Regions from separate parts of the Mus musculus genome. Here regions 2 and 3 are each linked to region 1. Evidence: chromatin loops called from intact Hi-C (ENCODE). Cell type or tissue: left cerebral cortex. All regions are shown on one strand. Each heading gives the region's core, and the rest is flanking DNA. Links, peaks and the distances in the headings are about the cores only.

Evidence for each region. A loop is a pair of places that touch in the nucleus more often than their neighbours do. Peaks named below come from ENCODE experiments on the same cell type or tissue, not always from the same donor. Only the 100,000 strongest peaks of a DNase experiment are listed, where the experiment ranks them.
Region 2: a loop joins it to region 1, with 13 times the contacts of the local background. A loop is called at or near these places in 18 of 42 quality-filtered maps.
Region 3: it touches region 1 in a loop (4-fold over the local background); 18 of 42 quality-filtered maps call a loop at or near these places.

Annotation. Positions count from the first base shown.
Region 1 is chrX:136,817,715-136,823,976 of GRCm38, reverse strand. Plp1 (proteolipid protein (myelin) 1) reads right to left here and starts at 1,219. Exons shown (of 7, transcript NM_011123.4): 1 at 1,060-1,219. The coding sequence starts at 1,063. In left cerebral cortex, for the core only: a CTCF peak has its summit at 3,495 (motif pointing right); DNase peaks (open chromatin) are centred at 1,163 and 3,499; H3K4me3 peaks cover 242 bases.
Region 2 is chrX:136,739,772-136,746,033 of GRCm38, reverse strand. Morf4l2 (mortality factor 4 like 2) reads left to right here and starts at 4,682. Exons shown (of 4, transcript NM_001168226.1): 1 at 4,682-4,824; 2 at 6,140-6,229. It overlaps BC065397 (cDNA sequence BC065397), which reads right to left and starts at 3,077. Exons shown (of 10, transcript NR_033324.1): 1 at 1,326-3,077. In left cerebral cortex, for the core only: CTCF peaks have their summits at 1,105 (motif pointing left) and 3,116 (motif pointing left); DNase peaks (open chromatin) are centred at 3,925, 4,555, 5,324, 5,705 and 4 more places; H3K4me3 peaks cover 2,434 bases; H3K27ac peaks cover 2,096 bases.
Region 3 is chrX:136,622,828-136,629,089 of GRCm38, reverse strand. It overlaps a transcript of Tceal3 not described here. Among named protein-coding and RNA genes, the nearest start is that of n-TAtgc1, 36 kb to the right of the region's middle. In left cerebral cortex, for the core only: a CTCF peak has its summit at 3,988 (motif pointing left); DNase peaks (open chromatin) are centred at 1,509 and 3,996.

The DNA.
Region 1 (6,262 bases), core at 388-5,387:
AGTCTAAGACGCCACCCTCTTAACTATCCTGCCTACATATATACTTGTAACAGTTCCCTCAGTGACTTGAGATGAAAAAAGCCAAGGTTAACAACAGTTCAGTTTCTAATTGAAAAACTACTTCTGTGGATCTTTTTACTGGTTACAAAGTTGCACGGTGAACACACAGGAAAACTGAATCTCCTCTCCTTCAGGATGTGTTCAAGTTGCTACTTTTATCTTCCCCACATGTGAGCAATAAGTACCTATCTCTGCAGCATCTTACCTAGGCAAAGACCCTTATGCCCCACACACCTTACTCTGAACAGGCACTGCTGGACAGCAGAATTTTACATCTTCCATAGTTGTGGAACATAGAAAAACCCTCAGGTCTCAGACAACTTAACAAAAGCCTTTAGATAGAAGCCTCCTTGTTATATCTGGGATTAAGGGTAAGTCCATGATACTAGAAATGTTGTCCTATATGTGTGTGCTCACATGCATCCGTACACACAAGCATACACAAGCACATACAATCCATATCTATTCCGCATGGTAAAACCACTGTGAACTGTATTTTCATTTTCTGAACCTGGAATGTCCACTATAGGCACTGCCAAGTCTGAGTCCAATTTTCCCCATTCCTCCACATCCTACTGATGCAAAACATGCTTTGAAGTTTGTATCAGGGAAGCAAGTACTTAATGCATTTGTAGCTTAGTCAATATTCAAGTTGCCTCCAGCAGAACAAGGGGTCCCACACAACCTGACCATAATCAGGGCCTTAAGATCGGGGAAAGGAGAGAGGACAAGGAAGTGAGGGGTAAGAAGCCACATGATCATAGCCAACCTGTGTGCATTTTCCAAAGGTCTGGAAGACACCACATGTACTGCCAGGATTCGTTGGCAGTGAAGCAGTATGCTCAGCACAGCAGAGAAGGGGTTAATACAGTTAAATGCTAAGAAATTAAAACAGAAAATAAGTGCCAAAACACAACTTATTTAAGCCACTGGAAACCCAAAGCCCCAAAGTTGAACTCCTGTGCCTGCATCTTTGATGCTGGAGTTTTTGAAACTCACCCATGTCTTTGGCACTCTGACTCCAATTGTAGCCTGTTGGCTAGTCTGTTTTGCGGCTGACTTTGCTCAGCTGGAAGGATCCTGGTCTCTCCAGTCTCCTTCTTCTGTCCTTTACTTTTTCTCTCTGAGTATCTTTGTCCTCTTCTCCTGCAATGAAAAGGGCTTTCTGATTGACAGCCAACCCCCTTAAAGAGACAGGCTCGTTTCCCTCCTCCTCTCCTCCTCCCCTTCTCCTCCCCTTGTCCCCACCTCCTTTGGGATACTCCCTTCTTTAAGGGCTCCATCTTCTCTTTATGCCTTTTCACTCCCAATTGTTTTTTTTCTTTCTCTCTCTTTTCCCCCCTAAAGCTTCTCTAGAATTTCATTTTGCTTTAAATAAATCAGGAAGTGTGAATTAGGGGTGTAAATTAAATGGAGGGGTTCTTGAATCCTCCCAAATGATCCTTGGGTCCATTTAAATGTGTCATACCTGGGTCTGAGCATGTAAAGTCATGTGAAATAGTAGCCCTGATGAGAAGGGGGTCTGAATCAAAAGCCTACTTACTATACTACCAAACACACCGCACCCAACTCTCACTGCTCGTTGCCCTTGACCATGGAACCTTTCCTTTCCTCTGTAAGCAAAAAAAGCATTCTTTCTCTTCCTGGCACTGGAAACACAATGGGGAAGAAAAAAAGTCATTTAAAATAATTTCTTCAAAAGCTTTGGTTTTAGAAGAATGCAGATAGAACCAGCTGCTGATTCTATGAACAGACTGTGTGTGACCAGGCTCAAAAAAGCCAGACGTGCAATGAGAGTACATTTGGATAACAGAGATACAAAGGAGAGGGCAAGACCTGTGCCAAGGTCACAAGGGACAAAAAGGCCAGAGTGGACCATGTAGGCAATTTTCAAGGAAAATGAACTCTGAGACAAGACATTATCACAAACTGGCAAGCAGCTAGTCAAAACTCTTCCCAGGAAATAGTGTTCCCATCAGAGTGAAGATGAGGCTAAGGAGACGGAAGGAGCGTTTGGGAAAGCAGCAGTCAGAGTTGGGGGGGGGGGGAGAAAGAAAATACAGTCCTTGTCTCAAAGAGGATTCTATGAAAAAATATGGCCAAGCAGTAAAAAGAGGGGAAGTATTTGTGAACCATTTACAATGGTAAGAGTGATTTCTGACGTCTGTGAAGGAACCAAATATAAAAGGTGATGTTAGCTAGGCAAACTTTTCTAGTCCTTTCTAAAACAGGTGCACCTTAAGGAGCGCTTATGTGGTTTCTTTGTCTATCTTCTCTCTCACCTCAGAAGCCTCACACTCATAACCCTCTTGATTTAGAAGCAAGATTCTACTGCTGAATGGCTCTAAGGAAAGTTGTGGAACTTGTCATTTCTATACCTCTAAAAAATAAGGTATGTCCTCCTGAACTTGTCCTGTGGTTTTTGTCTTGAGATAAGAGACAATAGAGGAGGAAAACTGAGTAGGACCTACAACTCTGGACTCCAGAATTGTAGACTGTATGAGGCTGGTTCTAAAACAAATCTTTTGCTCTTGTACAACTTGAAAGGTAAGGGATCCTTGAACCTGCCTCATGAGGAACAGTATGGTAGGAGCTTCCCAGGGCATCCTACACTAAGGCCATGACTGACTGCTGAGGATCTTAAGACCCATGCCTTCCTAGGTCTGCTCTCCAGACACAGACTCGGCCTGTCATGGAAGTGAAGCTGTAGGTCTTCTTTATATTGACAGCCCTGGAGGAGAGGGACGATGGCAAAAAGAACTGACCCTAAACTTTGGGAATTCTGATGTGGGGAAATCAAAAAGCCAATAGCCAAAGCTGATCTATGTGTGGGGGGAATCGCTCAGGTTGACTCCTCAGATGCATCTCAGCCATTCTCAGCAGCATCTCTGGGACTGTTTATGCTACTCAGAAGGAAATAATTCCCCAGTAAACTCCCAGACACAAACTTATCTACCATATTCCCCGAGGCCTCTTTGCTCCTTTCTATCATCTCCACTGTCTTACTCTGAATTTGATTTTCTGTTCTCTTTCTCTTGTCCCTCCTTTTCTCTCTCCTCACTGATGGGGCAGATCTTTCTGTTTCTGCAATGCTCTTCTGCTAATGGCTAGGAAAGGTGCTCAGCCAGGCGATTATGTCACACCCTCCCCTGTCCCCTAAGGTTCCCAGCTCCCTCGGATCTAGTGCATTGCGGTTGCTCTGTCTATCTGACATGACAGTCTGCCTGCACAGTCCCTCTGCATCCTTCTTCTAAGCTCCTGTTACAGTCCTCAGAGGACTTTTTTTTTCCAGTCTTCAAGAATTTCCCTGACCCAAGAAAACCCCATCCACCCTACCTGTGTCTATGATTCTGCTTTCATTGGGTCTCTTAAGTGAGCTGAACAAAAAACAAGTCTCCATTCTGGCTGGGCTTCTGCAATGCCTGAACATTCCTCCAGAGGGCACCAAGAGCCTTCATGGTTGCAGTCTGCTGCCTGCTTTGGGAGCCTGTGAGGAAGAACAAAGCAGGGTTGTAGTATACCAGTAAACAGTGTGCTTCATGCAGTTCTAGCAGTAAACCAGAAAACGTGGGCCCCCTTGATCACAGCTTAGTTTAGTTGTGCAACTGTCTTCAATGAACTACAAAACATCTGGATAGTACCTCCATGTTCTCCCCTGTCATATCAGATTCTGGAAGGCCAGAAAGCAAACAAGTTTTCTTTGCTCCACTGAACCAGGGCATTGAGAAGTCCAGTGACTTGCTCCCTGAAAAGTAGATAAGCTCGTAAGTGCCTAATCTGATGGTTCACTTCTCTGAATGTTCACTTGGAAGATAGACAAGGAAACAGAGAAGGCCCAGTATGACTGAGTTCTCGGGCTCATCCAGAGCGTCTAGAGCTGAGGCTTTTCTTGTCCCATCCAATACTGTGTCATCACAGGCCAAATTTGGAAAGGCGAGTGGCTGGCTTTTACAAATTTTCACAATCCTGGCACAGAATACTGGCAGAGTGGCAGACGATGTATCAAGTGTTGTGTGTTTGCAGATAGAACTTTCCACACCCAACTTTATGCCGATTGGCTTGGCCATGCCTTTTTGGCCAAGAGAACTGAGGGCTGAGGGCCAGAGATGTCGCATTCTTTGGTCATGCACAGTGTGTGTTGTGGGGAGTGAGGGTGTTGTTCTTCTGGTAACTCAAGGAGCAATGTAAGGATGGACAGGGCTGACTTGTAAATTGTGTATTTATGTAAAAGGGAGATATGCAAATAGCTTGGGATAGAGTAAGAAAGTCGCTTAGAAGAGAAAATATTCAGATAAATAAACTCAGAACACTCAAACCTGAGAAATGCCAAATATCCAGTGGGAAGAAACCATGTAACCCACTTAGAACCCTGAAAACTTGGCTGGCTTTGCCTGGGTAGCCCTATTAGAGAGTGCAGATGTATGAAGTCTAATGACAACAAAAATAAAATTATTCCCTGGTTGTCAATAGTCACCTAACTCTATAGATATACTTATTTTTATCATTTGAGTAATGGGGTACACAGAAGTCACCTAATAGGCAAAAGACAAAAGTACCTTTAGAAAATACCTCTGTCCAGATTCATTGCTTGGAACTTGCTGGGACAATTGTTCTGCTCTGAAAGAATGCTTGAATACAGAGCCTCTTTCCTGAACAAGAATAGCAAAGGGGAGGATGGGCGAGCGAGCTTCTCTGGCTGCTATGACCCAAGTTCCTAACCCTTCATACTCCTCTAAGCAAAATATAAAGTGAATGTTTGAAATGTAGTGGGTTTTATATATCTTGATGGGCTTCAAATAAGTGGGATTCAGAAGAGACAATCGATAGAAAAGACTGCTGGGATGCTTCTTAGGTGTGGCTATAATACCAAGACTGACTGAGTTTATGTGCTATTGCAAATCCAACTCAGACTCTCAGTATTCTATGCCTATACTACTAAGTTGCATCCCTGGCCACAAGAATGCTTTTTAAAGAGTCTTTATTTTAGAAGTCTTTATAGCCAAATGTCACAATCCTTGAGCTTTGCCCACTCCAGAAAAATGTAATAACAAGATTTAATGAAATAATGAGCCAAATGTTGATAATTATTACAACTACATGAGAACATGGAGGTTTGTTCTATTATTTTCTCTCCTTTGTATATGATTAAAATATGAAGTCAGAAAAAAAAAGAAGAGTCATCACAGTTAAAATTCAGACTAAGCCAGAAACAAAAAGGAGAACCTTCCCGAGGGGGAATGTCTATTTCTGGAATGGTACACCTAGCCTGCTAAAAAATGGCTGCTTCTGGAGAAAGGGGTGGGAATTTGGAGATTAAGGGAAGCCGTTTTACTCTACATCCTTTAGCATGGCTGTGGTTGGTAATTATATGGATCTCATGCTTATTTTATTTAACTTTTCATCTGAAAACTTCCTCAATACAGCAGTCCGCAGGCCACTAAAGTCTCTTCCACGGATCTCAGGCAGCCCTCAGTACACTGGTTAGGCTGGCCCCCACTGTCCCACTTGACATTCACCCTGCCCACAACCATATTCTTATATACAGCCAATGAGGGTGCTACTGGGAGTAGGAACCCCCTGGAAACTCCCTTAGGGCACAGCTGGTTGGGGAAGGGGTGGGTGCCCTAGCTCTGCTTCTTGTAGGAGAAAACAAGCATCCATGCTATCCAAAAGGATGAAGACCCAGGAGGTAGTGTGACAGAGGCACAAAGCCTTTCTACCTCTCTATAGGGTCCACCAATACTGTGGGCTACATCTGTCCACTGCGGAATCAGCTCTAACAGTTGCCTAGGCCACTTCTTGATACCACAGCCCCGGGCAGTCTTTACAGAGATAAACCTGCCTATTCCTCCTGGTGCAACAACAGCAATGATGATAGAATTTTCTGGGCCTTTCAGAGAAACAAAGGCAAGTATCTGGCTGCATAGCCAGTTGAAGGGTCAGTCTGAGTGGTGGCACTGCAATCTAAACTTGGTGTGCTATAGAACAGAATGTCTAACCTTGAAGCTAAAGTCCCTTTCCTGGGAAACTAGGCTAACAGATAGTACGAAGAAGCAAGGGAAGCCTCAATCCTCCCTGCTGAGAGTTAAGTGCCTCAGGTAAGTACACATCATTTGCTGGAGCTTAGGGCAAGTGGGCCCCACAGAGAGCCCTCGCTTTCTCCTTCTCATGCCCCAGCTAAGCTCTGTCTAAGCAGCCAATT
Region 2 (6,262 bases), core at 904-5,903, 78 kb after region 1:
TATGTGGCCAGAACAACCATACTGAACCAATTTTTTTTTATCCTAATGAATTTTGACTTAAAATAGCCACATGTGCTAGCTGCATACGGTATTATACAGGGTAGCTGTTAAGATCATGAAACGTTTCTTTCCATGTAATAGGTGGTGACACTAAAGTTTAGAAAATTTAAGAGAACTTGTTGCAAGAAATAATTGAAACTTGAATAACTTTGAAATCTGAAACACATCTGTTTTCAAATGCACAGTTATTCTAAAAGGACCACAATGTGGTGTGTCATAATACTTGTTCAGCTTCACTCAATGTTGAATTCCTTGAACTGGTTCTAACAGTGCTCAAAGGAGCCAACATTCTACCATTGGAATGACTTAGAGGAGGAGGCCTAAAGGGTACATGTCTGGTGTCAAATTCAAAACTGGTCAAAATACAACAGAAAAACTTCTCCACATTTTCTCTTGGGTCAAAAAGCATCAATATATCACAAATAAAAAATCAAAATCAAAATCACTTAAATAGGATCTAAATCAGAGAACTAGAAAGCTCAATACAAGAATCCCAAATGCCAGGAATTATCTAGTAACGCAGTAAAAGTATTCATTTATTACTTGTAAATTACATATGAATGGAAATAACTGGATACAAGAACTCATTTTCATCACTATAAAATAACACAAAGTGTCACCTAAGCTATAAGCTTATTAGTAGAACTAGAGTGTATAGAGCAATAGAGTGAGTGACCCATAAATGGGTTTTCAAAACTGTGTTTATCATACATAAAACATTATGACATAGACTAAAAATGGTAACTGCAGGATAGAAAGAGCACTGAAAGGTAAGAGATAAGGAGAACAGTCCTGAGCTTTTGTGTGATACCCTAGAATAGAGAGGGGGAAATGCATCAAAAGCATCAAGTTACTTCGCCATACTTGGTTTGCTTTCCTATCATCATCTTAATGGTTTGTCAACATCAGTCAAAGCAGGGAACAATATATAACGTCCAGTTTGTTTCAGACTCTGAAAGGGGAACACTGATGGTGACACCTACACATTTCTTAGTCTGCAAAACAAGACTGATACTATGCAGGGTATATCAGAACACATTTGGCTTTACATTCTATGGCACCCTCTAGTGGTGTACAAAAAAAAGTATTGCATTTTAGCTCCCCTCCCCCACCCGCCCCGCCCAAAGCAGTGGTTCTCAAATTTTCGAGTGCATGGATTCACTAGAACAATCTGTACTGGCGTGGATTGCCAAGCCCCACCCGGAAAGCCTTTGATTTATGAGCCGTAAAGTAGAGCCTACGAATCTCATATTCTGATAACTTACTGGGTTTTACTGATGCTTCTGATTTGTCTGAGTTGGAGAACTGCTTTAAGACAACCTTTCACTGTTGTGGCTGGAGAGACGGCTCTACCAGAGGACCCAAGTTAGGTTCCCAGCATCCATGTCAGGTGTCTCAGAACAGCCAGGAATTCCAGCTCCGGAGGACCCAGTGCCTCTGACTTCTGAACACATGTCACATACACACATGTAGATGTATGCCTAATTAAAAACAGTAAAATTTAAAAAAATTAAAAATCCTTCACCCGTGTGTACAAATACATATAATTAGTAACTAAAACCTATTTTTTTTTGGCTGATTATAGTGTAGTAGAATTTTGTTAAGAAAAAAGAAATACCTATGGGAAGGATTTAAAACAACATCTGAAATAGAGAAAATATTAAAAATTGATGGTCTGACTCGGGAGATGTAGGGGGTCTGCTGCTCAAGCATGAGGGCCTAAGTTCAGTTCCCCAGCACGTATATAAAAGCCGAACATGGGGCACCTATCTATAACCCCCGTATTTTAAGGGGGACTGTTGGTAGAAATGGGCAGATCCTGGGAGCTCACTGACAAGCCAGTATAGCCCATGTAGTAAACTCTGAGTTCAGTGAGATCCTTCCATAGAAAATAGGGTGAACCGCAACAGAGGGAAAAGACCTAAATGAAGGTGAACTTTAGCCGCGAAATGCACAGGTCACACAGGTACATCGAGAAAAAAAAAAACCCTCAAGGCGACATCATTATGCGCTGTGAAACCTAAGTGAAATGCTTTCCTACTTACTATCGACTTTAAAAGACACAACCACGTTTTTTTTTTTTTCGGAATTGTAACGAGAATAGTAGGGGAGAAAATGCCCTTTGTCTTCGAAAAACAGCTTAGTCAGGAACTCCACTACCCCCAAGGCTGTACCTGATAACCAGCCCCCAATGACATCAGTCGCTAAGATAACCAGACACGGGACAAGAATCCCATGACGCCCGCTGGACTGTGAGTATATAAGGAGGGAGATAGAAAGCATCGGTCTTTCGCTGCACACCTGGAGAGACACCTTGAGCCGCCCTTGTGGCTGGAGAGTCTCCCTAGGCGCCTGCATCGGAGACTAGGCCTGATCTTCAGGTAAGGTCCGTCACACAGGTGAGCTCCCTCAGGGGGGAACAGGCTTAAAACTGTAGTTAGGAACTAAGAGTTTTAACTGTGTGATGACTCTCACCGTGATAAAATATAACTTTTGGTATATTAAGTACCTACCTTCTCACTCCGGACAGCACAGAACCACTACATAAACCTGAGGGGCCAACACACGTACCTGATAAAAATTTCAAGAGGGGAAAAAAGTGAGCAAAAAGAATATTCTTTCATTGGTTTATTTATGTAGTGACGGGGCCTCAATATGTAATCTAAGCTGGCCTTTAATTTGCGGCCCTTCTTCCTCCCAAGCGCTGATACTGCGGCTGCGCCACAGCTCACGAAGGGTTTTAGCATCAGAATTTAGGCCCATTTATCAATCCTGAGAAAAAACAAAAGATGTGCCAGAACAGGTGACTTTTTTTTTTTTTTTTTTTTTTGCTTAAGGAAATTAACCAGAATTTTCGGATATATAATTCCTTGCCTAGTACTGTTACTTCACAGAACTTGATCTTATTCATCTTTAGGAATTTAAGATATATATATGAGTCAGCCAGAGATTAGGGAGCCCATAAAATAAGAAGTGGGTGGAGCAAAAAAATCAATCTCACAATCCCTGGGAACCAAGCAGTAACTCCTTTGGCTGGGATTTGGTGACATCTAGCGGCAGATTCAAGAGGTTTACTGCTCAGCCAGTGAACTTTCTGGAAAATTGGCCGAATGTGTATTTGATCACTCCGCTTGGAGATTAGGAAAAAAGGTAGGTGAGGCTCACCACCCACAGGAAACTGGAGTTGTCTCTATCACTGGGGAATTTAGTTGCCTATGTTTTCATTAAAATTTTGTGTGCCAATTTAGCGATAAACCTGGTGAGGGGGCATAAGGGAGATTCGCAGTAAATTTGGTGAAGGGCAAAGGGGAGGCCTTGGGGACAGAGAGGAGGGGGTGTACAACTGGAAACTTGAAAGAAACGCCCTTTTACGTTACTAATATAGTTCTGAATCTTAACCATGGAAGAAGTTTATTTTGGTGGACTATAATGTGGGAATAATGATCATCTCTAGGGTCTAAAATTAAATCGGACTGGGTGGAGTGGCGCATGCTTTTAATCCCAGCGCTCGAAGGCCGTGAAGGGACAGGTGGATCTCCGAGTTCCAGGCCAGCCAGGGCTACCTAGTTACAACAGGCCTCAAAAACAAACAAAAAAACGAAAAAAGGCAAAGAAAAGAAAGGAATTTGATTAAATCGGCAGGCCTTTTCTTACAGAAGCCCTTTCCTTTAGATACTAGCACTGTCCTAGTTATTCTCAGTTTTATTAATGCAGTTTGCAAACATAAAAAAGGCAGAAAAATCCACCAAAATGAGGGACCTCGCCTACGCTCACGCGCGCGCGCGCACACACACACACACACACACACACACACACACTCACACACGGCCCCTCCCGTCCCCACCAGGGCAGCACGCCTGCGCACACCCATCATCGCCAGCGCCACGAGGGCGGCTGTGCGCCCACACCCACACTCCACAGCCACGCGAGCCTGCCTGCGCCCGCGTGCGCGCAGACACCCCGTTTCTCCAAAGCATCCAGGCATCCGCCCAGTGGCACTCACCACCCTCACACGCCTCACACCTCAAAACCTTCACCATTCCTTTGCCTTTGGTTTTTTTGGGGGGGCGTTGGTGTTTTTTTTTCCTCTCTCCCCAGGTCCGCGAGTTGCGCAACAGGCTCGGGGGCGTGGCCCCGGGTCTGCCCTCGCTCTTCCCACTCGCGGGAACCTTAGCTCATTTCCGCCTAGCCTGTTTCCGCCAGCCACGTCGGCACTTCCTTTCCCAGCGGGGCGGGGGCGGGGGAGGGGAGCGGACCCACAAACCCATAATGCCTCCCTGCAGGAGAGAAGGCGAGCGCGAGGGGGGGAAAAAAAAAACCCACGGTCAGGGGAACTCTGGGTCGTGAAGACGGGCCACGTGAACGCGCTGCCCTATAGACTTCTGACCCAACGGCTGGAGCGCACTTGGAGGGCGGGCTAAGATCCTAAAAGAACCATCGCCATTGGCGGGAGCCCTCACTGAAGAAGGATGCTAATTGGTTTGCAGTCGGCCCTAAGCATGAAGAAGCAGGTTGCTAGCACCCGCCTTTACTGCGGCTGAGTGTCACTGCTGACGTGGGGGCGGCTGTCCAATCATCTGGGTATGGAACATTCTAAAACTCAGACAAGACGGCTAGGATTGGCTGATGGGCTAAGCCCGCCTCCAGGGTGACGTGTCTGCCTATGGATATCAGTTGCCAGAGAAACCTGGCTTTACTATGGCGGTTGGAGGAGCAGCAGTGATCACACGTCGGCTGCTGGAGAGAGCTGGATTCTCGTTTCAGGTTTCGGGGTGGGGGTGGGGAGGAAGGGTAGATGATTTCCTCTTTTCTTCTTGACTTATGGATAGGATTAACTCGTGCCTTCTCATTCAGGAAAAGCGGAATTCGTATTCCTGCTCGCCAACGCCCAGCTTGGGCAAGGCTCTTTTCTGTGTCTCGGTTTCCATGTTTGTAAAATGGTAATAGTAGCTATCTCAGACGCGGATTCAGATGTGCCTAGTAAAATAGTGCGTGTGAGGCATTCGGTGTGAAGCCTGTCCCCGAAAGGTAGTAGCAATTGTTACTAAAGATATTTCTAGAGGCGATGAAAAATTTTAAATTACGCAAATTTGCTCGATATCGTATCTTTTTCTGTACATCATCCTCTTTCTTAGAAGAAATTATGACGACAGGCATTTATTAAGCCTTCCTGATAAAAATAATTGCTAGCTCATAATTGCTAATAGAATGTGGGGGTCGGAATTTTCCCACATTAAGTCAAAAAGAAAAAGGATGTAGGGGGGGAAAGCGATTGAGAACGACCTCCTGAAGCACATGCGAGGAGTAGGCCTTGTTTGAATCCTGATTCGAGCACACCAATTGTAAAATTTTCTTGAAGACGTATCGGGGATTTTTAAATGCAGGATTAATATTCTTCAATGAAATCGGTGTCAAATTATTAATTTTTTTAATGCTTATGGTGGCGATGTGGTTCTGTTTTCAGAATGCTTTATTTTGTGGAAAGAAATAGAAATGCTTAGGGATTAAATGATGTCAGAAAATGGCTTCAAAATCCATGGATGACTAGGGTCTGCTTCAGGATAATTTCAGCGATAGACAGCGAGGGGAGGGGTATCATCAGGACCCTAGATTAATCATTTAAAGTGAGGGGTGGGCAGATGGGGTTTCCTGGATTTGTCTTTTTTTCCCATGGTATATATTTGAAATATTCTGGAATTCTGAAGTCATTTTTTTCCCGATAGCTTAAAAAACCGTGGGGGGGGGAGCAGTGGGTGGGGTTACAGATGAAACAAGATGGCCTTCAGTTGGTAATTGTTGGAGCTGGATGAAGGATTCGCAGCCGTTTGTACTGCTGTTCTTTTACAATTTTATTTATTTCACATTATCCTTAATAGAAATTAATTAATTTTTTTCCAAAATTGATAAACATACAAGAAAGTACATTTATCTGAAAATAAAACTACAAGAAAAATAGAATTTCTACATTATCAGCTTTGATGTCCTTTGTGTGAGATAAAATTTTATTTACTGATGGAAAGGAAAGTCACCATCTCATATCTTTTTATGTCCTTTTCCATCTCTTTGTTTGACCTTCTAGGTCATCATCAGAAAAGCTAAGTTTGCTATACAGTAAGGATCAGGAGATCTGACCCTGGTTGCAGAACCATTCCTGGTTGCAGAATACAGGGTAAGTGCCTTCCTTCTGGCCTCAGTTTACAGA
Region 3 (6,262 bases), core at 904-5,903, 200 kb after region 1:
GTAATATATATTTGAATAGTCCCTAGGGAGTGGAACTATTTGGAAGGATTAGAAGGATTGGAGGTGTGGCCTTGGAGGACTGTGTCATTGAGTGTGGGCTTTGAAGTTTGAAAAGTCCTTGCCAGGCCAAGGCTTTCTCTTTTCCTGCTGCCTGGGGATCCAGATGTAGCTTTCAGCTCCTGCTCCATGCTGCCATGCTTCCCACCATGACACTAAGAACCTATGAATTCTAAACTGTAAGCAAGCCCCCAATTACATGCTTTCTTTCAGAAGAATTGATTTGGTTATGGTGTCTCCACAGCAATAGAACAGTGACTAAGACAGTATAAAAAACAGTAACTAATTTGGTTAATATTTATTCCTGATTTCCTCAGTGTTCCTACACTATTGTCAATGCCAAGATTATACTTACTAATTTAAGACTTTCTATTGCTAGTAACTCAGAATTTAATATTTTAATGACTAAAAATATCATAACCAGGGACTAGAGAGATGATTCAATGCCTAAAAGCACTGGCTGCTCTTCTAGAGCTCCTGAGTACAATTCCTAGTACCCACATGGCATCTCACAACCATTTATAATGTGATCTGAAGCCTTCTGGTGTGCAGGCATACATGAAAACAAAGCTCTTGTATACATAAAATATGTAAAACAAATACACTTTAAAAAGGAAAAGGATACATTAAAAACCAGAAATATATTTTTTAAAAACATATGAAAACTAAATGGAGATGGCACAGCCAGTGAGTGATGAGGGTCAGAAATGAACAGAGGTCATGCAGGTCACAGGTAAATACCTCTAACCAATAGGTGCTACTTAACTGTTTCTTGGTGACAAGACCAGTGTTTTTCTTAATCAAGGCTCAGTAAAATAAGTGTAACTGGTTTTCTCAGTTAACTGGGCACTTTGGTAAAATACTTTAAAAGAAAAAAGTCATATTTGGGAACTTTGAAAAATAGGTCTGCAGTATTTTATACAGCACTACCAGAAATCTTTTCTCCTTTCCTATGTTGTCATTTTGAAGTAAGTAGCTTTTCTGTAGGTAGTACAGCAAACATTTGTGCTCAACAACTTTACTAATGTATTTACATGAGTGATATGTGTTATTAGAAGATCTGTGAGGTCATATAAAACATCTCCCCAAAATAACACTCAAATTAAGCCCTGCTAATGCTGTCATCTTTTCATAGTACACCATAAGAATTCTTTAGGATGAATTGTTGTTGTTTTTTTTTTTTTCCATTTAGGTACAAACTGTATGATCTCATTGTCGTTTTAACTACACTGTTGTTTGTAACCAGAGTGGTCTGAATTGCATCACCAAAAGAGATTCAAGCAAGCCTTAGTCCCCAGTGCCTCGTGAGCACAGCTTTTCTGGAAAATGAATCCATGACGGTGCAATTTAGAATCTTGAGAAAAGCTTATCCTGGATTTAGAATCTAAAAACTGTAGTTTTCCTAACAAGAACAGGGAACTCTGCCATATAAAGGGGAGATCCCAGAAGACTGAACTTGCAGTGATACCACCACCAAATCCAGGAAAGCAGTGTTGTATCAGAAAAGCTGGAAGAGAGGCAAAGAAGGAATCTCCTATGGAGGCTTAGCAAGAAAAGAAACTCCAGTTGGCTTATGCACTGAAGTGTGTGGTGATTTGATGGGGCCCGTCCTAGGCATCCACACTGTTCAGCACTAACATCTCAAGTGTAACTGATTGGGAGCCAGTAGGATGTGCTTTGTCATGGTAGTAAAAAAAAAAAATTAGTAACAATGGAACATAAAGCCAAACTTTAAAATTGACAAAAATGTCTTATGCACCGTACTCTTTTAAAGTGTTGAGTCGTGCAGTGTTCAGAGCAGGCTTTGAAGATGGACAGTGTTGCTAACCCTCACTGTGCACCATAGTTGAAACACCGCGGGCAGTGAGGATAAGGACGGTGCTCAAGGCTGCAGAGTTAGGGAGGAGGAAGGCTTGCATTCACACCCAGGACATTGTGCTCCAGCTCCAGAGGAACTGTCAAAGACTTCTTGTTAAGGGAGAGAGACAATCTGTACAACTGAGCATATGATAGGACACCATTAAAGTAATATTCTAACATTTATATCAACAAGGAACTGTGCCTCATGATTAAAAGAAAATTTGTGACCTTGAAGAGAGAACGTCTGCTTCGGCCAAGAGACCTGAGCTGAACGTGTGGGGTAGGGAGTGTGTGAGAAGAGAAGAATGCTACAGAGAATACAGGCCACTTGTGAAGTTTCAAAGGGTCGGGGTGGGGAGCACCTTTCAGACTGCAAGGCCACATATTTATCCCTCGTCCTTTGTGCTTACTAGGGCAATGACGGATCACCTCTAGTAGAACAGTGTAGGTCTTGCGTTCAACTAATATTGAATTGCTGACAAATGAAAAAAATCCCTACAGATTATTGTATGCATTTTTATCCCGGTGCAGGCAGGACAAAGGTGAAATTATCCATTGGATAGATCCTCTGGATAGATTCAAGGACGTTTGATAGTGGGACAGGCCTAGCATTTTCCTACATAGATATTAACATGCCGAACCATTCAAGGGCAGCCACTAAGCACACCTAGCACCAGTGAGCTTCCCACATCAAGGCATACATGGTCTGTCTTCCCAGGTGGGCACCTGATTTGGGTTTGCTTGGAAGCATGACGTGAAACATCTCTTAGCACACTATGAAAGACCCAAGAACATGAAGCCCTTCCTGACTCTAACGTTGGGAACACAAAGGGTGCCAGAGAGATATGGCTTCCCTACTGTGGCTGTCTGTGTACCCATTAGGCAAGGAAAGCAGGAATGATTTTCATGGTGCCTGCCTTAGATCTAAAGCTCAGCCAGACCCTGTTGCTGTGTCCCAACAGTTAAAAGCCACCAATGCCCCACGGTGTGACCTGCACACAGGGCGTTTCCTCAGCCTGGCCTGGCCTTTATCACAGATAAACAGGCTCAGGCTCATCTCCTGAGATCCTGCTCTTTACCCCTGAAGGGGACCCTCAGCATTCCCAGGTGCACTTTTATCTCAGTACATGTGGGAGGGAGGGAGAGAAACCTCCATTCCAGATGTTTCTGTAATAGTTGCAAAGGATTCCTTTCATTAGTTCAGCACGTCCAGAGAACTCTGGAATTTGGAGGCAAGCTCCAAGCCCATGTCGTTTTACTCAGCTTCCTGGTCACCATGAAACGTGAAAACTTTCTTCTGCTTCACACTTGATGCCTGTATCTAATTTCATTTTATTGTTGTTCTTTATTTTGATTTGAGAGTCCAGCTCAGGCGGGTCTGTAACTTACAGTGCTTTCTCAGGCCCATCTCTAATTGTCAATCTTTCTGTCTCGGTCTCCTAAGTGCTGGGCTTACAGATGTGTGCCACCATTTATGACTTCTTTTTCTCATTTCAATGCGAAGGAAAACATTTTTACAAAAACTAACAAGTGTGCTGAAATGAACCATTTCCTATAATTGCAGTTGTCTGACAACTTCGTACGTATTATTAAAGCAGCTAGCGCCATTTTCTCTTTCCTGGTGTCTCCAGATCTACCAGACATTCACTGTAGGTTGACGCCCCATCCCAGATACCACTGGGTTTACCTTCCACTATCCCACCCTTGGACATTCTTCCTAGGCCTTTGTCCAATCCTTGTCTGCCACCCTTTCTCTAGGACACTATAGACACAGCGGTAGCCAGCATCCTCTTCCTCTACTAAAAACCTCCCTGGAGTCCGGTGCCTGCTACTGTGATAAGCATGATAGAATTATCTCCTGATTTTCATGTATGTGATTTTATGATATGCTTTTACATATACAGTTTCTACCTTCAAAATAATTAGAATCGTGTTTATAAGCTCATTTTAAAAGGTATTTTTTTTCTTATTGTGGATAAGCTTATTTTAAAAGGTATTTTTTTTTTCTGATTATGGAACCTTCTTTGTACCTAGCTGCTATGGGTGGCGCACTTTTGCCACCTGGTGATCAAAACTTAGACTGCAGCAGGAAGCCTGCTGAGCGAAGTGGGAGGGAGGGGCCGAGGTGAATTCTGATCATAGAGCTTTCTGGAAGTCTGAATGGGTAAAGGGAGATAATTCTTTCCCCTGTATAAGACTACTAAAGCCACCAGACGGAGGGTACTTCCTAACAACGTGCTGAGTTGAAGACCATGCCAGAGGAACAAAATTATTGATTTTCATTTTCATGTATGGGTCTGAAGGGAAGAGAGCAAAAATCAAAAGTTAATCCAGGCCACTTGTGGGTTTTGTAACCTCTTTTTGCTTTTATAATGATCCTAGTTGCATATAAATATATTTTAAATACCTATACAATGCAGCTTTTGTTTACAATTTCATATAAACTTGTTACTTCTTTAGAATGAATACCAAGTTTATTTTATCTTTAGTTTTATGATAAAATTTAATTTCTTTACATTTCTAAAATTAAACTGCAGTTTCAGTACCCATGCACATATATAAACAAATACATTCTAAATCACTTTTCTACATTTTTTCCCAAAATGTCCTCTAAAAACTATAAAACGGGTATTATGTATATACTTACAAAATATATTCAGTAACCTAGGGAAGTATGTCAAGAAGAGGAGGTCAATGGTTGGAAGAACACAGGACAGAATCAGATGTACCAGGGTATAGCCAGCTTCTATAAATATTAGTGTTTACATATCACATGTGCATCGGGCTGTCTTTACATGCAAAAGAGTGGTTGTTCCTCTCGCACAGGAGACAAGGTTTTAACAACTTAAAATTATTTTATTTTTGGAGAGTATAATATATCTTTCTCCACTTCCCTTTTATCCCTTCAACCCCTCCCCCACATATCCCTCCTTACTCTTTTTCAAATTCACGACCTCCTTTTGTCATTAATTGTTGTTACATACATATATGTACATACATATATATTAGTAAATACATAAACACAACTTGCTCAATGTTCCTTGTATGTCTATGATTTCAGGGCTGATCATTTGGTGCTGGATAACCAATTGGAATGCTTTTCTCTGGGGAAAACTATTTCTCCCATTCTCAGCATGTTTTAGTTGTCAGTAGTTCTGTGCGTAGGGTTGGGGCCTGATAAATTTTCCCCATCTACTTTAGCGTGTCTGTTACTGTTGTCCTTGCTCAGCTCATGTTTAGGCAGTCATGTTGATAGGAATATTATGGGTGTACCTTAAAGGAGACACAAATCTCACAACAAATTCCCTGCTCCTATGACTCTTACAATCTTCCTGCTCCCTCTTATTAAATGGTCCCTCAACTTTAGGTGTGAGAGTTGTTTTGTAGATATAGCCAGTTGGACTGAACGCCACAACTCTGCATTTTGATTGTCTGTGATTTTCTGTAGTGTTCTCTGTCTGTTGCAAAGAAAGCTTCCTTGATGAGGTGTGAGGACTACTTATCTGTGGGTATAAGGACAAATGTTTAGAATATATTTGGGGATTATGATGGTTTAGTAAAGTGGTGGCTACAGGTTCTCCTCCAAGATTCATGACTTTACTAGCCCTGGGTAGTTGGCTAGGATCACAGTACCAGTCATGGTCTTTCTCTTAATGAGCTGATCTTACGTCCATTTAGAGAGCCAACTTATGAGCACCACTATGGTACCCTTGGGGTTATTGTGCCATGCTGGTCACTGATGTGGTTCACGGGCATCACAGCTGGGTAGGACTGTAGGTTGCTTCCCTCCTTTGAAAGTCTACATGGGGCTTTCTGGTACCATGAAGGCCAGTCCTTAGGGAGGAGGATTTCAAATCTGTTTCTTTTTATGCAAACTAATTTAAAGACTATTTAATATTTAAAGACACGTATAAGTCAGATGTTATGATTCACACCGCTAATTCTGATACTTGGGAAGATGAGGTAGGAAGATCACCACAAGGTTGAGGCCAGTGTGGGCTACAGAATGAGACCTTATTTTAATAACAAAACATCCCCCAACACACTTTTTAAGGATATTTTTCGGTAAATATATATAGCATTGTGCACCACTGGAATAACTTTCAGATACTTCTGTCACCTTGAAAACCCTCATACTTGAGTTGAAACTGGAATGAAAACCCTCATACTTGAGTTGAAACTGGAATGAATATGTGTGTGTGTATTCCATATACATATATGCAGAATATATACATGTATGGAATATATATATATATATATATATATATATATATATATATATATATATATATATATATATATATATGGCAGGTTCCGGTTATGTAGATGTAGCCCAGGATGACAC